Regions from separate parts of the Homo sapiens genome. Here region 1 is linked to region 2. The links are chromatin contacts, found by Hi-C or POLR2A ChIA-PET in ENCODE. All regions are on one chromosome and are shown on one strand. The core of a region is the stretch at or near the end of the contact, and the rest is flanking DNA. Distances in the headings are between cores, read along the strand shown. Region 1 has its middle 67 kb from the start of TLE3. Region 2 has its middle 160 kb from the start of TLE3.

Region 1 (2,791 bases), core at 235-2,734, 94 kb after region 2:
TGTCGGGAAATACTCAGCTTCAGGCTCTCATTGCCAGATAGGAGTACACTCCCCATGTACCAGAAATCTAGATTTTCAAGTGAAATTTGCAGTTTGTAAATGTTGGCAAGGGATTCCATTTTCTATTGTTTTATTTAAAAAAAAAAAAAAAAACCCATGCTAGTGGATCCTGTGCAGAGCACAAGGGGCGAGTCTGTGGGCTGACAGACTTGCCATCTGACTTACTCCAAACCTCTTGCAATACAGATGTGAGATGACAGGGAAGTGACTTGTCCAAGGTGACACCTGGAACCAGTGACAGCCTGTCCTCCAGCCTTCCCTAGTGCCTGTGACCCACACAGCACCTCTGTTTCACAAGTCAGCATGAATTGCATACACACCTCCCGGCCTGGCCCAGTCCCCAGCTGATATTTTTACCAAATGTCACAGCAGTTTGCAGGAAGGCCCAGGGTCTGGCTTGAGCCAGTAAATTATGATCGCTTGCCAGAGAGCTGTAAACAGGATTCTGATTAATGAATTCCTTAATGGCTGGGCCTGAGTGCAGACCTTGTCTGAGTGTCACCCCAGGCAGATACACGAGGAGGAATTGGCTGGGCAGTGGGAAGATTTGTGTCATGTCTTTGCCTCGGAAAGGGTGCTCCAAACCTGCTGGCCCTGAGCGCCTGAGTAACTACTCCTCCCTCTCTCCTAATTGTGGGCCTGCCGCATCTGAGTTCACGCCAGCCCGTGTGTGCAGAAGACCAGGGAAAGAGATGATTGAGCCTCGAGTGAAAATAGAATTGGCTGGCCTCCACTGTGATCTCAAGAAACTTGAAAATGCCCTGTCTGAATCCAAACAAAGAGCCGAGAAGCCTTTTTCCCCATGCTGGTGCTTTAAGGACCCCCTGCCTGAGGCCTGAGCCAGAGCAGAAAGCCCTGGAATCTCTACCTTTCTTAGTTGGGAATTGGAAACTCAGGCCACAGGAGCCAGACACACACTTGTCCAGACTCCCCAGGGATCTGGGAAGAATGGAAACATGGGAAAGTCACTGACCAGGAAACATCCTGCTGTGTGACCATGAGGCCAATCTCCTGACCAGTCCGGACCTTGCGTCCTCTTCTGTGACATGAAAGGCCTGGAGCACGTTGTTCACCCAGCACCTAGTACAGCCACAGGGGTGAGGTCAGAGCTAAGACCAGAGCAGGAATGGCAAGCAAACTGCGTGTGTGCCCCCGCCCCGCGACTGCACCCAGGGCAAACATCACCGATCGATCCTGGCCCTCCTTCCCACTGAGCTGGGGCCAGACCTCACAGCTTTTCTCACTGCAGAACTCAGGGCAGCACCACCAATCAATCACAGCCAGCAAGGGTGAGAAAATCGATCTGCCATCCCCAGACTGGAAGATTTGTCTTTTGTGCTCAGTCTAAGAGTGGCAGCTTGTGTGGCAGAAAGAACACTGGACGGGGAGTCGGGAGACCTAGCTAATTGTCAGGCTCTGCTGTCAGCTGGCCAGGGCACCAGGCCTCTCTGAATTCCTCAAAGTCCTTTTCTGCCCTGAGGTCATGGACGAGTAAGAGCAGGGTCTATTAATATAATCACAATGGGCGCTTATGTCTCAGGTACTGGGCAAAGCACTTCATGCCCTTTTCTCACTTAGTCGTCATAAAACTTGACAAGGGGGATTAGGATTGTCCCCATTTTGCAGAGAAGGAGATTGAGGTTCAGACAGGTTAAGTGAAAAGCTCAAGTTTACAACTAGCAAGTGTCCAAACTGAGAGTTAAACCCAGGCATCTTGTGGCAAATTAAATATGTCCACAATGTCTTTGAGGTTCCTTCCATCAAGAGGTGGGATCTGTTTCCCTCGTCCAGTCAATCTGGACTCACCATGACTAACAGGATGTGATGGAAAGGTACCAGCAAGTTCAGCAGCCTGGGCCCCAAAGGCCTGACAGCTTCTGCTCTTGCCCTTGGGATGCTGCCCCAAGGCTGCTTGTCTATCTTATTGGAGGGTGAGAGGACACTTGGAGGAGAACTGAGGCACTCCAGCATCAAACATGTGCATCAAGCCACGGTGGATTCCCCAGTCCAGCAGCCCTTCCAGCCCACCCTCCTGCTGAATGCAGCTGAGCGAATGAGCCCAGCAGAAAGCAGCAGAGGCACTGCCCAGACAACCTATAGAATTGTGAAAAATAAACCACTTAGTTTTTAGACTTACTTGTTATACAGCAATAGCTAACTGATACACAGTCCCACTCCAGAGCCACATACTGAATATTATGTGTGTGCTTCACAAGAGGCAATACCATGTAGTGGGCAAGAGAGTGTGGTCTTTGGAGCCAGGCAGCCTGGGTTAAAAGTGACTAAAATAGTGGCTGGCACTATGCTCACTAATGTTCTCCCTAAAGAATGGAAATTTCCAGGCTTACTGGGAGTCAGTGTTATTTACCCAGTGAGGGCTCCTGGGACCACAGCAAAGGTCCTGGCCATCTGCTGCCTCTTATGTCTTCACCTCAGGGAGAGAGACAGAGAGAGAGAGCGCGCGAGTGCAAGAGCGCACCGGAAGCCCCCAGGAGCCCCAAAAGGAACATCTGGGTGACCAACTCCTTTGGAGTTAGATCATGTGCAGACTTGCATGGTAGTCCAAGCAGATAGATACTGTTGGTTCCATGTTTCCCAGATGGGGAATCCAAGACCCAGAAAAATAACTAGCCCTGAGCCAGCCTCCTAATTCTTGGTCCAGAGCTTGTCCCTTTGTCTTAGTGCTGATGTAGTAACAGGGATCCCACCTGTCTGAGCCCATTCCTCAGCC
Region 2 (3,019 bases), core at 19-2,518:
GCAGTCCATTGTCTGAGTGTGCACATATGTGCCTGTGTGTGTCTGCACGCTCACGCACATATGCACATAAACTCTCTACCCTGGAGACTAGAGGGAGCTGTGTGGGTAACTCACTGGGAGATCTTGAGCAAGTCACCACCCACCTCCAGGTTGCAGTTTCCTTTCTCTGAAACAAAGATCATTGTCTGGTCCTGGTGTGCAGAGTCCTTGGGAAGGGCTGGGGAGATGCCCCCCAGAACAGCTTGGCTTTGGTTGGGCTGAAATAGATTTTACTGGAAAGCAAAGCACTGTGGCTAAAGCACAATGCATGGTCACACAGGTACCTTCCCTCCCTGGAATCCTATAATGCAATGAGTCCCTACTGGTTTTTTTTCCCCAGCCTTACCCCAGCCCTACCCAGTGCTTGACACAGGCCTGGGCATAAAGGAGTTGGTCATCCAGAGGAGGCCCGGAGGTAGCCTGTGGGTGGTCTGTCTGTCTGCCCTCTTGTGGTTGGTGCTGCTCAGGTCCCGGTAGACGGTGGGAGTTAGAAGCCCAAGGCCCTGCACCAGGATGCAGAAATGGGGAGGCAGCAGTTGGTACAGGAAGAACATGGCTTCACACACTCAGTCCCAAACCCACCTGCCTCACGGCCAGGCATTGAGATTGCACCCACCTCTCTCACACCCCATTCTCAAGCTGCACATCCTCATTTTGTGGCTACACCCGTGCACATGCGGGCACACACACACCTCCAGGTCAAGGCAGCCCTCCATGTTGATTTCAACTTGATTTCATCTGTATAAATGCCAGGCACAAAAAGCACAGCATGGAGCTGTCCTTCAGAAGCCCGTTTGAATTTCCCCAAAGATAATCCATTAGATAGGGAGTGGGGGAGGCACACAGGACAGAAGAAACAACAGAAATCCCATCTGTTTAAGGAAAAAAGGCATTTATTAAATGATTTTCAGTTGAGCCCTTGGTCAGTCTCTGCGAGGACTAGAGACCCAAACATAAAGGCCACACCACCAGGACCCAATCCTAAAGCCACCCTGTAGGACTGGCCATGGGGTCACCACGGTACTCTCAGCCAGCACACTTTCTACCATGGACGCTGGGCACCGGGTGCCAACCCTGAGTCCCGCCCACAGCTGCCCCTGGGAGAGGGGGCCCAGCAGCTGGCACTCCTGCTGGACGGGGGTCTCACAGCATCTGCTTCTTCAGACGCCTGACTGCAGGCTGAGGTCCCACGTGAGCATATCTGCTAGCAGAGCTGAGGTCACGTGACTGAGCTCTGGCTGCCGAGGAGCAGGAAAACCAGTAAGTGGCAGCTGCCTTAGAAGCGAGAAACTCACACGTGAGGAATTCCCAGGCAGAGGGAAGAACAAGTAGGCAGAAAGATGGACAAATGGCCCAGCACCCCAGACGGCCTGGGCCCTCTGCACAGCCTGACCTGCTCTAACCACTCACCTCTCCAGCCCCTCACTGAGGACCCAATCTGGTTGCCACCCTCGTCCCTTCCGCCTGGTTTCTAGAGCCTCCAACCTCATGAGCTGGCCCAGCCAGGCCCTCTGCCTTTGGGGCCCCAAGAGCACAGCAGGCTTCCAGGGCTGGTGAGGCGGGGGCGTCAGCAAACCACAGGCCATGCCTTTCCGGTGACATTTGGCTCAGGCTGGGGTTGAGGTCGGCTTCAGACTCAGTGAGAGAAACACACACCACCCCGCAAGCTTCCTCTAAGAAGGGCTCCGAGAGGAGAGGGCTGCATCTTGTGCAGGCAGGAGAGTCAGGGGTGGAGCAAGGGATGCCCGGCTTCTGACTACCATGCTGTCTACCTGTCATGGCAGCAGTGGCAGCTGACGACCACCAAGTACTCGCCACGTTTCTGGCGCTGTGCCAAGCATGCAACTCTTAACGTCCTGGCAGCACCTGAGTTAGGACCCACTGTCTCCATGTTACAGATGAGGAAACCGAGGCAAAGAGAGGTTAAATAACTCACCTGGGGCCACTGGCTACTGAGTGGCGGAACCAGGATTTGAACCCAGTCTGGTCCAGAGCCCTTCACCACTTTGTTAAATGGCCCCTCGGTTTATTTATCCTCTCTGTCCCTCTGTTTTTCCCTCTAAAAGAAGAGCCCCAGGTGGCCAAGGGACATGGAGTAGTGGAGGAGCACCCAGCTCACAGCTTTTCCCTCTAAAAGATGAGCCCCAGGTGGCCAAGGGACATGGCGTGGTGGAGGACCACCACGTGTGTGAGCACCAGCTCACAGATGGTGACTTAGGGTTTCCACCCTGCTCTGCTTTCCCTTGGCTGTGGACCCTGGGCAGTTAGTTAACTTCTCTGAGACTTAGTTTTTCTCACCTGAAATGTAGAGCAATGAGGTCTACCTGCAGGAAGTTTGTGGGAGCAATGAAGTTGTGGGTGCCTCGCACCTGGCAGGTGCTCAGGAAATGCAGGACCAAAAGCACTCAAGCCTGAACCCCTCAGATGGCCCCTGGGTAAGGAAACGCTGCAGCTCCCCCAACCACCCAGCAATACCTGAGTCTCAGACACCCAGTGAGATGGGAGACCACGAGCCCAGCCTGAGGAGCCATCCTTGCTAGGCCATATGACCAGCTCCCTGAGCTAGGTCTCACGGAAGTCGCTTTGTGCCCCTGCCCCCATGTGTCCTGTGTCACTACCCAGTCCTTCCTGTCATGAGGAAGCAGCCACATGCCCTCCTCACCCTGGACCTTGGGGCCCTCAGGACCAGCTCTTCCTTTGAAAAGAGGAAGATGGAAGGCAGCAATTCTTAGCCTCACCAGGAAAATGCAGCCTGCCGCTCTCCTATTGGAATCAAGGTTGTCTAGATTGGGTAGGTGGGGGTGGGATAGTTGTGGGTAGGGGAATTTTGAATTCAGGAGTCCCTCAGGTCAGAAAAAACAATTTTGGCTGGGCGTGGTGGCTCATGTGTGTAATCCCAGCACTTTGGGAGGCCGAGGCAGGAGGATCACTTGAGCCCAGAAGTTCGAGATCAGCCTGGGTAACATAGAAAGACCTCTTC

Evidence for each region. A loop is a pair of places that touch in the nucleus more often than their neighbours do. ChIA-PET counts read pairs that join two places held with the same protein, here RNA polymerase II (POLR2A). Pooled maps may share reads with other maps.
Region 1: a loop to region 2 is called in a pooled map, with 1.8 times the contacts of the local background. The contact joins two enhancer-like sites. A Hi-C loop is called at or near these places in 3 of 168 maps with a recorded cell type or tissue (CD14-positive monocyte, heart left ventricle and sigmoid colon) and 5 of 50 pooled maps. POLR2A ChIA-PET finds 5 or more read pairs at or near these places in 1 of 52 experiments (A673).

The regions. Positions count from the first base shown.
Region 1 is chr15:70,163,789-70,166,579 of GRCh38, reverse strand. No RefSeq gene overlaps it. Among named protein-coding and RNA genes, the nearest start is that of TLE3, 67 kb to the right of the region's middle. Within about 2 kb of position 1,484, at least 16 of the 41 ENCODE cell types and tissues checked have a DNase peak (open chromatin) inside an H3K27ac peak, as active enhancers do.
Region 2 is chr15:70,257,405-70,260,423 of GRCh38, reverse strand. No RefSeq gene overlaps it. Among named protein-coding and RNA genes, the nearest start is that of TLE3, 160 kb to the right of the region's middle. RefSeq lists enhancers at 21-240, 271-350, 1,409-1,498 and a silencer at 561-720. Within about 2 kb of position 1,268, at least 11 of the 41 ENCODE cell types and tissues checked have a DNase peak (open chromatin) inside an H3K27ac peak, as active enhancers do.